2 separate regions of the Mus musculus genome follow, and region 2 is linked to region 1. Evidence: chromatin loops called from intact Hi-C (ENCODE). Cell type or tissue: heart. All regions are shown on one strand.

What was found. Peaks named below come from ENCODE experiments on the same cell type or tissue, not always from the same donor. Only the 100,000 strongest peaks of a DNase experiment are listed, where the experiment ranks them.
Region 2: a loop joins it to region 1, with 2.1 times the contacts of the local background. A loop is called at or near these places in 4 of 42 quality-filtered maps.

What each region holds. Positions count from the first base shown.
Region 1 is chr6:116,104,121-116,112,120 of GRCm38, reverse strand. All of the region lies in intron 3 of Tmcc1 (transmembrane and coiled coil domains 1), which reads left to right. Among named protein-coding and RNA genes, the nearest start is that of Tmcc1, 85 kb to the left of the region's middle. In heart, a CTCF peak has its summit at 4,120; DNase peaks (open chromatin) are centred at 4,370 and 4,520; H3K4me3 peaks cover 2,280 bases; H3K27ac peaks cover 1,321 bases.
Region 2 is chr6:116,044,039-116,052,038 of GRCm38, reverse strand. All of the region lies in intron 3 of Tmcc1 (transmembrane and coiled coil domains 1), which reads left to right. Among named protein-coding and RNA genes, the nearest start is that of Plxnd1, 53 kb to the right of the region's middle. In heart, a CTCF peak has its summit at 3,935; no DNase peak of the experiment used is centred here.

The DNA.
Region 1 (8,000 bases):
CCAAATGTTTCAATGTATCTTAAATAACATGTAGAGATCAACATAAAAACTTGACCTGGTGGTGGCACACGCCTTTAATCCCAGCACTTGGGAGGCAGAGGCAGGCGGATTTCTGAATTCCAGGCCAGCCTGGTCTACAAAGTGAGTTCCAGGACAGCCAGGACAGCCAGAAACCCTGTCTCGAAGAACAAAAAACAAAAAACAAAAAAACAAAAAAAGAACTAACTTAACCTAGTAAGTGTGGCTGCTCCTTAACTTAGCTGCTATTAGGTTCTCAGGGTGTTTTTGGTTGGTTGGTTGGTTTTTGGTTTTTGTTTGGTTTGGTTTGGTTTGGTTTTTTGGGAGTTTTTTGGCTATGAACATAATTTAACTTCTTACAGCTTAATGAATTGTGCTTCTTCCAGGGCTGTTTAAAACTGACAGTTTCTTGGCCTTTTACAAATTACAGAAGTTAATTTGCTTCAGGTATCTGTTACCTATTAGGAGATTATCACAGCAAATTTGTTTTTACATAACAAAAATCAGTATCACCTCAGAGCTTGGATTGCATAAGAAACCCTACAACTGGTAGCATTATTGATGAAGATTTCTAAATATCGATTTCATCCTTTGCTTGAAAACCAGATAATGAAGAATCATATTTCTTTTGGAATAGTTTTTAGAAATTAGTTTACATATGTGTACAAATTTAAAATTAGTAAATTTTATTAGCATTTACATTCCTATTCTACAGATATTTAACAACCATTTCATACCTCTGTCTTTTCTTGTGCCCCCCGCCCCCACCCCCTGCCTTTCTCCTTTTGAGTAGGGTCTCACATAGCTCAGGCTGGTCTTGAACTTGAACTTTTGACCCTCCTAGATTCAGTCCCCCTAGTGCTGGGATCACAGACCTATGCCAGAATAAACTGTCTGTCTCATGAACTACTTTTGCTCTCATTCATTTACAAAATTCTTAGAGAAACTTGAATATTCAAACTTCCAGACTTTTTATATACCAAAGTTCATCACTGTTTATACCTCCTATCCCTGGTAGCACCATTGTCCCAGATTGAACGCTCCTAAGAGTGTTTCATCCCATTCCTAAATGTATGGCATCCAGAAGTCCTTGCTCTGAAATGATGTGTATTGCATAATAAAGTCTTACATTGAATAATTATGCTCTTACAATTTGATTGATTGATTGATAATTGGCTCTGCAGTTAGTTCTACTAGATTTTCACAAAAGGCTGGTTAAAATCTGCAGTGGAGTTGGAAGAATACAATTTGTTTCACAGAACTCTAAGACAGGACACCAAAGTGGTAAAGTACATAGCTAAAGTACGTTAGGTGTGTCCGGCTTAGATAACTCCCCTGTAACGTAGAATGTGGAAGTTCAAGTTCTCAAACTGTTCCTGAGCTTACTGGGGAGAGCAGAGTGGCCTTAAACTCACTAGGATCTATGTGCCCTGCCTCTCCAAGTTCTGGGATTAAAGCATATGCTATGCCCATCTACTTTCTTTGTTTCTTGATATATATTTACACGTGAATAGAAAAACAACTAAAGCTACATGTTGCCTTTATAAGGGTGGTGTTTAAGTGTGATTCAAAAGGAATCCGTTTTTTTTCTACAAAGTAATAAAAATCTACAAGTTTTTTTTAGCCAAACTGAGGATATACACAAAGACTATTGCCAGCTTTAGAAGTAGATTATTTGACAAGTAAGAGAAAAATATTGAGAGTTGGGGCAGAAATTTCAAAGACAAGCAGAAAACAAAATTGCTAAATGACTGATACTCATCTTCTTTACTCCTGATGGGCTATAATCTAGTTATGGAGTCTGTGTTTTTCCAGATATCTGAACCATTTGGAATGTATTTACATACTGTGATGGTCATTAACATAGTCATCACCTTTTGCTCCAGGAACTGAGTTCATCCCTTTAACTAGTTCACAAAGGGTGTGGGGCTCTAGTGATCCTATGGAGGACTCTTCTCTTTTTCCACAGAAATAGTTAAGTGTTGCCGATTTTTTTTCACAATCTACAAAAAGAAGGGCATTGTTAATTGAGTACTAGAATATGAGAGAGAGAGAGAGAGAGAGAGAGAGAGAGAGATTGAGATTGACTATAAAGCTGTGGTCTTTTGTGTCTCTCTTGATGTTATTTTGTTACCTTTGTTATAGTCTATTCATCCAAAAACAAAAACAAAAAAACAAAAAAAACAAGAACAAAACCAAAACAAACCAGAACAAAATAAGCCAGATTTGGAGATTTTTTTTTTTTCCCTAGTGGCTCAGGTAGTTAAGATTTTACTTTTTAAACTAAGGACTAGGTTTCACATTCATTCATAATGATATTTTAACATAATTAGTTGCATCAAAGCAATTAGGCTTTATTTTACTAGGCAAACAAATGAGTTTCCACAAGAAAGGCAATCAAGTTTGATCTTTTTAACCCTAAGTCTTATATTTTGGAACATTAAGCATTTACATTCCTTTCAGTTCAATTAAGATTCTTATTCTCTCCCTTTTTATTTACCCAGTGCTACCCAGTGCTGGATGCTTTAACAGTGAACTTAATCTCTAGTCTCCTCCCCTCCTCTGTTCATGATTGATACCTAATGTGTACTGTCTGTTGTCTTTTGACATTTTTTTTTTACCTGGTTCCATTTCTATTTTTGAATAGAAAGAATCTTAAAACTGTAATATGGGCTTGGTTTTAGATCACCATGTTTCCTGACACACATGTTCGTTCTCTCTCTCTCTCTCTCTCTCTCTTTCTCTCTCTCTCTCTCTCTCTCACACACACACACACACACACACACACACACACCTCTTTCCAAGCAGACTATTTTTTCCTTTTCCTTGGTGACAGGATCTCACTGTACAGTCCAAATTGACTTTAGCTCATGATCCTCTCTGTTCCATCTCCTGAGTGTGCTGGGATTAGAGGTGATGGGTCACCAAGTTCAGCTCCAGAGACTATTTCATTTTCTGTGAGAAGAAAAAGCAATTTCTGCAGAAGTTCACTCTAAGCCAACTAACTTTGCACTTTGAAATTATTTTAATCCAGTATGCCTCAACCTTGCTAATGCTGCTCTACCCCTTTAATACAATTTCTCATATTATGGTGACCCCCCAAGCATAATTTTCATTGCTACTTAATAACTGTAATTTCACTATTGTTATAAATCATGATGTAATAAATATCTGATATTCAGGATATTTGATATGTGACCCCGTGAAAGGGTCTCACAATCCCCAAAGGGGTCATGACCCACAGGTTGAGAACCACTGTTTTAATCTGTTTGTTTCAGATTCAGGTTATTTTGCATACTCTACATCATAAATATGGGCCATTTTCCACTATTAGTCATAGTTGCTCTAAGTTGTTACTTTTAAGCTTTGAAACTTATATTATTTTTTTAAGCAGGAAAACCCTTTTGTATTTATGACTTTTAAGAGGCAAGATTTATGTTTTTGGAGCCTGCCTTGGTTTAAATTTGGTGTAACTTGTCAGTGATGTCAAAGATACTATGTCTCTGTAGAATGAGATGAGAGCATCTTGCATTCTATTTGTAAGTAATTGGAAGCCAGTGCAGGGAACTGGAGTAATTAAGAATAGCCTTGCAAGAAACTTGATTTTGTTTTCAAATTAATTTTTCCACTTTTCTTGACTGAAGAATATAATAACATATAATAATTATATTGAGGTTTTAGAGAAGGTTCCTAATTTGTCTGAAAAGTCCTCTAGCACAAACTTGAAAGGGATGTTTTGAGAAGTCAGTGGGACAGTAGATGTGACTTCTGATTGTACATCTGGAGTTTACACCTACCAAAGCCACAAACCTAGTACAGGTCCTAGTCCTGCACACAGAAATAGAGAGCACTGTAGGCACTAAACCCGTGGATACCAAGTTCTGTCCTCATTTGGAAGAAGAGGCTGGCTCATTTAGAGGAAGAAGAGTGGCCAGCGATCTTTGGATCTCCCCTGAGGTTGTCACTTTCCGTTTCCCTTTATTTGAATAGATGCACTCTAAGCTGGTCTATTTGATTTGTGCGCCAGTTTTTTAAAATACTTTGTTCCAACAAGAGAGGCATTCACCTCTGGAGGCCGCCTTACCCTTTAACTTGAGCCCGGAGTTGTAGTCACCGTCCAAGTATGCTCCCTGCACCTGACATTCCTTCCCACTGGAGCCTTTCGGTGAATAAGAGGAAAGGCTCGGCCAATTATACTAGACAAAGCCGCACAGCTGCGAGTCAGCTGGGAGGAGTTTCCGTTTGGAGCTGGAGCTGGTGGCGGCTGGCGCTCCCACCTCCTTTTTCCCCCTCGCCACCATCCCCTTCTATTCTCAGGGATTACCTGGGTGGAGGCCGGGCTCTGACTCTCGAACCGGGCAGCAGATGCTGCCATACCGGCAGGTGCCACCCACCTCTAGCCTCCGCCTCAAGAGCAAAGACCGGAGGCTCAGGTGGTACCCGGCACCCTGCCTGAAGGTTGGCGGGAGGGGAAGGGGTGGTCCTTACGGCTGGACCCTCCAGCTGACACAGGAAGTGCGGGGAGAGCCTGGCACTGGGCTGGGATCCGCCCCGCCTGCCGCTCCTAGGCTGTGCTGTCTCCGCAGAACAATGAAGTGCTTCCAAGTTTGCTGAGACTCCTGGGGAATGCATCGAACTCTGTCAGCCTTCAAATGTGCCGCCAGTGACTTCCCCCAAGAAGCTGTGTTTTAATAAAAGAAGAAAAAGACACCCTTTCTGGGTAGATCGCTTTGTTAGGAGATCCTCACGACCATGGTCCAGCGCTTTAGCCTCAGGCGGCAGCTCTCCAAGGTGGGTCAGTTTTCTGGTGTGTCTTACTGGGAACTCTGGCTTCTGCAGGGTTTCCTTTTTTGATGGGACTTTTATGTCAAGCCTGCCTTTCTCTGGTGCTAAGGAAGGTCTGGGGAGGAAGCTCTGCCTTTTGTTCTTTGATCTGATGGACACAAAGCTGAAGGTTGCCTGCACTGCCAGCCCCAGGCTGTATGCCCCTAAAACTGTAGCTGTCATCTTCAAATCTGGACCAACTTGTCATATTTACCCCTGACAGTTTCAGAAGAATGTGGGTAGGTAGTAATTGTAGGTCAGATGTATATATTTAATTAGCAAAATAATAGCTTGTAAATCAACAGAAGAAAGCCTGCCTGCTCTGTGGAATCAGGACTTTCATACAAATTTCACTAAACTCAAAAAAAAAAAAAAAAAAAAAAAAAAGCACAAAACAGTTGAAGAAGCCAAAAGCCACAGGAAAATCTTAAAGGTGAGGGGTTGTGTAGAGACTTAGATACCTAGTAGAGTGTGTAGGAAGCCTTCCAGGGAAGCTGGTGGAGCAGCTCTTTAGAGAGTTCTAAAAAGTCAGTTTCACGGAACACTTTCAAATATAAAATAAAAAAGTGTAGTGCCCTTTAAGAAAAGGTAGTTTTTATCGGTGGGCTCTCGTGGGTGCGGGCCCGTATGTAGTTTTAGCTCTATCCTTAGTTAATGCAGAGGCTGTGTGGAAAGAGAAGGTAAGAGGTGAACTTTATTTCAGAAACCATTGTGTTCTTCATAGGCTTTATTTTAAAGACATGGCAGTTGGTGGCTAAATTGTGCCACAGTTCATTCCCTGTAGACAGAAGTATAAACAAACAGTCCATCTGTAGACATTCTTAACTTTTTTTGACTGATAATCAGAATTATCAACCTTGCAATGTGTTAGGATCCTGAGAGGAAATGTTAGCTGCCCACAGGTGACAGCAGTGTGACTGAAGCAGAAGGAGCTCCACACTTGCCCAGCCTCAGCTGTGTGAGCCTCATGTGTCAACCTGGCGGGGACTTTAGGAATATTGAAATGTGTCTTCCATCCTGTGTGCCTGCATGTGGAGGCACAGAAGGCCGCCATTTCTCCTAAACAATATGAAGAAGAATCCTGTGTTATTCCTTCAGTATTCTTTAGTGGTGTATTTTCAAAGATTTGGTACATGTAATAAGTAGATGCTATAGGGATTTTTGTGACACTGCTGCATAGGAAAGTCTTAACAGCTAAGGCCAAACAATAATCACTTAACTAGAATATAACTCTATTCTGGATATTTTGCTGCTGATGCTTCTCTCCAGGTTATTATTTTTAGCTTTAACTACTCCTCAGTGATTATTGTGTGTTACTGTGACGTACTTACACAGGGGCACTTAGGGGTAGGAGCACGGTCTACGTAGAATCAGGGACGGGAAGAAAGCACAGTCTACATATAATTGGTGAAGGATGGGTGCACAGTCTACTATAGAGAATCAGGGAAGGGATGGGAGTACAGTCTACATAGAATCAGGGTGAGCAGAGCAGTTCTTCCACTCACCTTAACGGTGTTTTCAGTTCTTGTTATAAATGGTTGTGAAAAAGCCTTAGGGAATGTGTGCCCTTGATTCAGTGGTATTCAGTGGTGAGCACCATTTGTAAGGCACTTTGAGCATGAGGAAGAACCTGAATAGAATGTCACTGAATTTTTCCCATGCTCACTGAGATTTAAAGACCTCACTACCTCTGCTCTACCATACAAGTAGTTTTGCTAATCAAAAAGAATCGTGTACAAGAATATAATTTTCTTAATATCTCAGTGTTTTAATAGGAATTTGTGTCAGAAAATTTGTGGAAGGAAATATTTGTAAAGGTTTGTGGTGGATTTAACCTCCATGTCTATTGATCCTGAATTCACTTGCCATGTGATTCCTGTAGACTATTCATTGTTCACCGATGGGCTAAGAAAAAAAGAAGGGAAACATAAAGGTACAGGAGGAGTAAAGCTCATCTCTCTTAGTACCTTTCATTTCTAGCATTTGGAAGGCAGACACAGGCAGATCTCTGTGAATTCAAGGGCTTCCTATTCTAGGTAGCTAGTTCTAGACCAAACAGGACTACATGATGTCAGAACAAACAAGAACTCTTTATCCCGAGAAAGTGTGTTTGCTGAGCTCCTTGAGCAGATCCCAGCTTCTTTGCTATTTCAGATCATTTTCCTCCTTGCTAGTTTCCCCCCCTGTACGTTACTAAAGAGAAATTCACTAAGGAAACTGTTCAACATCTCCTAGATGAGCCAAAATGATCTAGCACCTTCCAGTGTGGGAATTTCACTTAGTTCTCCTATTGATTCATAAGTTGATTGATGTTTCAGTGCCTTTTGATTTTACTTTTGAGTGATAACTATTTCTCAGCATTGAAAAAGTAAAAAAAAAATATAAATGAGATTTTGCTTCCAACCATATCTTTTTATGGCAATCACAGCCCTACATCCAAAGGTAGCATGTTTTTGTTTTTTAATTCTTTGTTTATGTAAACATATATAATTTTTTTAGCTTTATTACATGAAAGAAAAACAAATAAGGCAATGCTTGTTGTCAGCTTTACCTTTTAGACACACTCTGAATAGATTCCACTTAGTTCAGGTTTCATATTTTCATTCAAAGTGGTTAACCTCAGAGATGCCCTCCTTCCCTTTCTCCATTCCTGTCTACCTGGTAGTTCCTTCTGGAATTGAGATTATAGGTGTGCAACACCATGCTAAGCACTCAGAGTACTTTATGTACCTTCAATCTTGATGATTTCTCTTGCCGCCATACCAGATTTTCTTCCCATTCCATCTGAGAACTTTGTTATATGTAAGTCTTTCATATGGTGGAAACCCAGAAAATATGTGCAGTTATGCCTTGAGTTTGCCCTTAAAGGGAATACTAAGGTTTGGTGCCAAGGTCCTTCCCAGTTTTGTTGTTGATTTGCTGAGAACAATCTAGGTGTATAAAGCAACTAATGATATTTTAGTCCACAAATACCCTTTCCACATTTCATAGTGTCCTGTTTTGCTACCAGTTTGTTGTCAGCAAAAGAAACTTTGGAGTTATAGCTATTCTCTAAAAATATGGATTATTCATAATAACTTGAATTTTCAGTAAAAACTATTTTTTCTTCAGAAGTCATTTATTGAATTTTTTTTGGCTGTATGTATATAGTGGCATAC
Region 2 (8,000 bases), 60 kb after region 1:
AGACAAGCATTCAGCTTGCTTTTTCAGACATTTGAATAATTAAAATTTCTTGTCATTTTAATTGATATCAGTATGCCTTCCCTAAAATCTTCTGGTGCCTTAATGTTGGTGATTTCTTACACCTGTTAGAAAGTACAGATAACTTCATTTTAAATCTCAGAAATGGTTGTGCAACTTGGTGAGATCTCAAGTGAAGATTTATAAAAAGGACTACAGCTAGATCAGTGATAGAGCACTGGCTTAGCATGTGCAAGGTCCCAGGTTAGAGCTCCTGCACCAAATAACTGAGATTATGTCCTTTATGTTCCTGTCTGAGGGAAAAATAAGCAAATCTAGCCATTATGTTGCAAAAGAAGGGGTATAATCAAAGTAGTTAATGTTTCTAGGATCTTTAAAGCCACAGATAACCATGTTCAGATATAGAGAAAGTTGTTAAAACAGATACAAACACCAACTGCAGAAGTGTAAAGATAGTTGTTAAAGCAGGCATGGACATCAGCTGGAGATGGGTAATCACTTTATTCTGTTGTCTAGAAAAGCAACTGTGGGACTGGAAAGTGCTGGCGCACGCCTTTGATCCCAGCACTTGGGAGGCAGAGGCAGGCAGATTTCTAAGTTCGAGGACAGCCTGGTCTACAAAGTGAGTCCCAGGACAGCCAGGGCTACACAGGTTTCTGTCTCAAAAAAAAAAGAAAGAAAAGAAAAGAAAAGAAAGAAAGAGATAGATAGATGAGTAGCAGACTTAAAGAGAACGATCCCTCTTCGACAACAAATAGAAAAAGTAACATATATTGAAGATACACAGAAGTGAACTGTTCAACCCCATGTGAATGTCGTTCAAGGGTCAGTTTAGAAACTTGATGCCTGCATGCTAAGAATATTATAGGAGGAAATGTGGCTCAGTGGGAGAGTAATTGTTTAGCTGTTCTGGCTTTGAATCCTAATGCAGGTGGAGTATAGGAGCTATTGATCAACTGTCAGAACAAGTACAAATCATCCATCCGCTTCACAGTGAAGTGCTCACGCCAAAAGTCAGAGGTGCACAGGAGAGAGCAATCTGGCCAGGTGTACTTAAGCTGTTACTGCTATGAGAAAGTGTAGATGGATGGAAAGCATGATCCTGAAAAGCTATGTCTTCTATACAAGTGCTGGGAGACTACTGGTTTCCTTGTTTTTGATAGGCATGAAGTGTGAGAGAGTTAATGGCCAAATCCAGCCTCAAAGTGCTGATACTAAACTGAAAGCAAAGCACCCTGTCTCCTAAGACAGGAACTTATGCTCTTCGATGTCCTGCCTCACACAGGCAGAAAAACACAAGCCCACATGACCAACCAGCATAGCTTGAGTTTACTGCTTACTAACTATGGAACATATTCCTTTGTGGTTCTTAAATTGAGGCCAAGATTATGAGTCGCTGAGGATTATAATTTGCAAGTTTAGCCAGGCACAGTAGCCTGAATACCTGTATTTGTTAGCACTGAAGATACTGAAAAAAAGCCGAGCTACATAGTGACTTCCATGCTAGCCTGAAATCAAGTAAGATCTTGTCTTAAAAACAAACAAGCAAAAATGCAGATTTGATTTTGGAGGCAATATTCTAAAAGTCAAATATTCAACCGTAATCCCTACCACCACTGCCTCATGAATATGTAAATTAAGCCCATACTCCAATTCTGATTCAAAAGCAAAGCTGTCTCTATCTCTGACATAAAGTATTGGCAGAACTGTGAAACTTGGTCTGCAGGTGTTCAGCATCAGCTCCAACAGGCAGTGGCACAATCTGCCCTATAAAACCTTGCCCTGGAAAAGAGCTATTTTCAGAAGAGACACACTCCTAACAAAGCTGTGTATGTCAGATGAATTACAAAGACTTCCCCATTTCCATCTGTTTTGGTTTTTTTTTTTTTTCTTCATTCCAAAGGACATGATGTGTGTTGTTTAATGTGTAGAATATAAGATTTCCACCAGAACTTGGCATTGAAGATAATGATATGAGTCCAGGATTGGGGGCAGGCGGGGGGGGGGGGGGGGGGGAAGCTGACCTTACCTGACCTGCTGGCCAGGTAAGGCGGTAGGAAAAAGTTCCCTTGTTGTTTGCCATAGGCAGAGATGTAGTACTTGGTGTATTACTCTCAGTTGGCTTTTCTTGAATCATGAAGCATTTCATTCTGTAGAATACGCATTCCAGTAAGTCAAACACAGGAAGACTAGCTTCTAAAGACAGAGAAGGGGCTAACAAGATGCCTCAGAAGGTAAAGGTGTTTGCTGCTAAGCCTTCCAATTTGATTTCAAGCCTCAGAACCCACATATAAAAGAAAAGAATCAACTCCCACAAGCTGTTCTCTGATCTCCACACATGTCCCATGGTACACACATATCCACAATCTCAGAGACAGAGACAGAGACAGAGACAGACAGACAGACAGAACTTGAATAAGAAGTAGGTGGTCAGCCGGGCGTGGTGGCGCACACCTTTAATCCCAACACTCGGTAGGCAGAGGCAGGCGGATTTCTGAGTTCGAAGCCAGCCTGGTCTACAAAGTGAGCCCAGGACAGCCAGGGCTATACAGAGAAACCCTGTCTCGAAAAAACAAACAAACAAAAGAAGTAAGTGGTCTTTAATCACAGCACTCAGGAGACAGAAGCAGGCGACCCCTGACTTTGAGGACAGCCTGGTCTACAGAGTGAGTTTCAGGACAGTCAGGGCTACTCAGAGGAACCTTGTCTCAAAACAAACACATAAACAAAAACAAAATAAATAATAAATAGATGTAATTTAAAAATTAAACTTAGAACATTTAACTGTCTTTTCAGAGGACCTGAATGTGGTTCCCCGCATCCACATCAGGCAACTCAACAATCACTTGTAGTTCTAGCTCCAGAGGATCGAATGCCCTCCTCTGGATGCCACAGGCAGCTGCACTCAAAAATGTGCATACCCACACATATAGGCACATTATCTTGAAACGTAAAATATATATATGACACACTTCCCACAACAAGGCCACACCTCCTAATAGTGTCACTTCCCATGAGCCAAGCATATTCAAACCATCACAGAGGCACAGCACTTATTAGGCAGAGACGTGTGGTTATCTGTGAGTTCCAATCCAACAAGGTCTGCATAATAGGGTGAGAAACAAAAGGTGTGACATTTTTAACCTCGTCCTGTTGGGATCCAGTCTAGGAGCTAAGTCCAAAGCAGTGATCACCTGTCATTTTTATTTCATGCTATATGTCTTAGGCATAATCTAACACTCCCCTGGTGTATGTTCTTGTTGGGCTCAAGCCCCAGGACCTCTCTTGGACCAAGTAGTACTCTTAATACTTGCTGTATATATCCAGTCCCCAATTTAATATATTCAACATCTTTTCAGAACAGTCTTAGGGAAATAAACTGAGTGAAAAACTTAAGCTCTGAAAGGACACATGGGCAACCCAGAGTCACAACTGGTGAATTTGGAAAGTTCATAGTGAACTCAAACCATTGTTCTTTGCGCCATGTTCTGGAATATTGCTGTGTGCTATTGTGTCTTCCTGTCTCTGCCTTTTGCCCTTAGATGTTATGTGTGTCTGTCTATCTCTTGTCTGCCCTGCCTAGGATTTCCAAAGTCTTCCTTGTAGCCCAGGCTGGCTTCCACTTAAAAAGCAATCTTTAATATATTTGCAAATGAAAACTTGCAAAGCAGTTAAATGCTTTGTCAGGTACTATGCTTTAATTGACTTCCCTCTGTCCCTCATGAATCTTTTCACATTTTCTTTTAGTTATTTTCTGGTCAGTTAACTTCTACCAGTAGGTAATTTTAGTCTGATTTCTTAGTAGAGAGAAACAAATATATAGAGCAGTGTGACCTGTAGCTGCTGCACAGGAGCCGATTTGCAATGACAACTCAGAGCAGCAGAGAAAAATACAGCAGGTGGTTATCTGCTGCCTCCTCCTGTCTGCTGACAGCTGGCTGGGGGAGATGCTTTCCTGACATTGTTTAGAGCTTATTGTGAGGATTGTAAGGTTGTTTGACCATGGGCTAAGCCACAAAGCCAACTTTCTTTCTCTCTCTCTCTCTCTCTCTCTCTCTCTCTCTCTCTCTCTCTCTCTCTCTCTCTCTCTCTCTCTCTCTCTGGGTTTTTGAGACAGGGTTTCTCTGTGTAGCCCTGGCTGTCCTGGAACTCACTCTGTAGACTAGGCTGGCATCGAACTCTGAAATCCACCTGCCTCTGCCTCCCAAGATCTTGGACTAAAGGTATGTGCCAGCACTGCCCAGCAAAGCCAATTTTCAAAGTGTGACCTTCACTATAGAATTTTACCTTTGTTCTGGATTCTATGTAGCTTGCTTAGAAGTGAGTATGATCTGGAATCTACTAATGATGAGATCTTTAATAAGAACAGCTCACGAGCTATTTCAGTAATAGCCAGTGCCAAAAGCCTGCTCTGCCAGGAGCTACTACAGCACTTTCACACTCATGACTAATCTCATCCTTAAAACAGCCTCCTGACTGTTCCCTCTCCTTACCGTTGAGCAACTTATGGCCCTGTCAGTGCTTCAGGGCAGAGTATGTCAGTCATCTTGCTCTTTCACGTTTATGCCTTTCAAGAAATTCTAGGGCAATACCACTGCTCAGGAAGTTGAGGCAGGAGGGCTATAAGTTTGAGGCCAGCTTAGGGATACTACTATCAAAATACTTTATGTTATGTGGCTCAGTGGTTGAGTGGTTGACTCAGGGTTTCATCCTCTGTTCCCCCTTTGGTAGAGGTATTTTTTAGTATCACCTTTGAGAACTTTGCTTCACATTTGGAACTGAGTTGCCTGGAATGAGTTAGGGATCCAGTTCTGTATGTTACCTATATCCAGCGGCAAAGGAACTGCTTTTTGACTGATAGATTCATTTCTCGAGGCCAGGTATTCATGCTTGGAGTACAGACTTCCCTTTTAGAACTTGGTTCCTGCTCCATTTCTGAATTTCTCCCCTTTAAAAATTGATACCTTCCCAAATTAGGAGATATTACTGAATATTGCAGTGACTTTCAGTTTCTAATGTCAACTGGCCTGTTACAGGTGTGTTTGTCTATGTTGGAACTCTTCATAGGAAGACACACTTGCCCTGGGTAGAACAGGAATTAAAGAGAGTCTGTTTTATTTAGTTATTTTATAGAGAAATAGAATTCTAACCAAATGTGATCATTTATAAACATTTGTATAATAAAAATTATTGATTTCCTTTTAAATGGTTGAACCTTGATCCTTGTCTCTAACAGTTTTTATTTTATGTGCATGAGTGCTTTACCTTTGTGTTTGTACCACATGCATGTCCAGTGCCCTTGAAATGGCACATACTATGACATTATGTAAATGCTAGGAACTGAACTGAGGCCCGCAGCTAGTGCTCTTAACTGTTGAGCTATCTCGCCAGCCTTCTCCAACAGTGTTTTCACCAGTATGATCAATTTCTTTTTTTGTTTTTTTGTTTTGTTTGTTTGTTTGTTTCGAGACAGGGTTTCTCTGTATAGCCCTGGCTGTCCTGGATCTCACTCTGTAGACCAGGCTGGCCTCAAACTCAGAAATCCGCCTGCCTCTGCCTCCCACAAGTGCTGGGATTAAAGGCGTGTGCCACCACCGCCCGGCTGATCAATTTCTCCCTCCCCCCCCCCCCCCCCCCCCCGATCAATTTCTTTTTTGTTGTTGTTGTTGCATGAGAGAGAGGTGGGTGGGGGGGGTTAGGACAACTTTATGGGATCAGTTCACTCTTTCTACCATGTGTGTTCCAGGAATAGAAGTCCGGTTCTCAGACTTGACTACAGTATGTGTCATTACCCATTGAGCTATCTCCCTAGACCCTGATATGGCTAGTTTGATTTCACAGATTCATAAACTTGAACACAGGGAAAGCTTGGTTGAAAATTCTTCATATCTTCTGTGGAATATATGTGTTCCATATATTCTGTGGCAGATTTTGAGCTTAATTATTGGACATAGATAAGCAGAATGGTATTATGCACTTTAGTTATAAGATGTTAAATCTTGGGCTAGAGAGATGGCTCAGTGGTTTAGATCACTGACTACTCTTCCAGAGGTCCTGAGTTCTATTCCCAGCAACCACATGGTAGCTCATCATCTGTAATGGGATCTGATGCCCTTTTCTTGTATGTCTGAAGACAGTTACAATGTACTCCTTCCTATGCATAAAATAAATAAATAATTCTTTTTTTTTTTTTTTAAATGCATTCCTCCATAGTCTCTGCTTCTGCTCCTGCCTTGGCTTCCCTTGATGAGGGACTGTAACTTGTAAGCTTAGATAAACATTTAATTAAAAAAAAAAGTTTAAATCTCATTCAGAAGGAAAATCCAGCAAGTGGGAGCTTATGCAGCTAGATTTGCATACACACACATGCAAATGATTATATAGCAACAACAAAAGAAAGAAATTGCTTATTCTGATGAAAGTGGAGAAGGCTGGAGGGATGACTCAACAGTTAGAGCACTAGTTGTGGACCTGGGTTCAGTTCCTATAGAGCAAGGTGTTTTCAGAATTTTTACTGCGGCTCTTGACACCTTGTCCATCTGAGATTCTGGCTGCCTCTCCCTTCACAGTCTCTAGCCACTGTGTTCCTCAAAGGTGAATCAGTATTGTTGGAAGTAATGCAAAAGGCATTGTACTAGTCTCTGTCAAGGGTGTCTGTCTCTTGCTGTGTTGGGGATGGAAGGCAGGGCTCTTCCACTGATCTGTTTTCCTAGGCCCAACATTTAGTTACATTGAAATAAGAAGAAAAGAATACTGTTGGCTTTTTGTTCTCCCCCATCCTCCAGTATTAGTCATCACACCCAGAGCTTCATGTACTAGGCAATTACTGAAGTATAGCCCTAGCCAATATGATTGAACTACATATATTTATAAAAGCTCAGAGGTCAGTATAAATCCTGCCCAGATGATAAAATGAGGCTCTGTATATCTAAGATGAGAGAGGATACTTTGAGACAACAGGTTAACTATTGGCATTTCCTGGGTATATAAGATAATGAACATGTAGGGGTTGACCTCTGTACAGTTCTTACTGGCACATTGTCATAGGACAAACTATGGAACAGAACCAAGAAAACAGTATTATGACCTTAGTCTACAGATGGCCAAGTTGCAACCTGACCCTCACACTGGGCATTTTTTTATTGCCCTAAGAGGCTATTTTATATTACTACCCTTTCTGCTACTACTCTAAAGAGCAGTTAATAAACTCTTCCTTGGATCCTACTCTAAATGACCAAGCCACATACAGGGGCACCCTCCAGTTTCAGCTACCTGCTTTGACATTTAAGTTTAAGCTTTTGCTGGGCAGTAATGGTGCATTCCTTTAATCCCAGCACTTGGGAGGCAGAGGCAGGTGGATTTCTGAGTTCGAGGCCAGCCTGGTCTACAGAGTGAGTTCCAGAATAGCCAGGACTACACAGAGAAACTCTGTCTTGAAAAAAACAAAAAAAGTTTAAGCTTTTAAGTCTGAGCACTTGTCCTTTCTTCCAGTCCTTGTAGTGACTCTCATCCATATGAAAGAACAGTGTGTGAGCTTTGTAGTTCCTTTCCTAAAGCAAGCTTTTTATTGGATAAAACACAAAATTTGGGCCCCAAAAGATCTGACCTTCGCCTGTGATTTGTTTAATCACTTACCTTTCACTGTCCCTATCTATTCCTGCTGTCTTTCTGGGTATACCACAGTTATTTTAATTCAGTAGCATTCAGCAGCATATCCTCTGCCTGTCTTCCACTGCAACAAAATGTCCCAAGAATAGAGAATGATCTCACTACTCTGGGTTTGACTTATGCAAACAAACACTGTGATAACAATTGGGTGCTTATATCTCCGTATCAACATAGCATTCTTGCTAACCTTTTCAGGAGACCAATTTGTGAGTGTGGCTCAGGATGGCTGATTGTGTCTGAGCACTAGAATGGTTTTCATAGTATTACATTGAAAAATGACATGCTATCTTACATAGATTTGCTTCTGGGCAGAA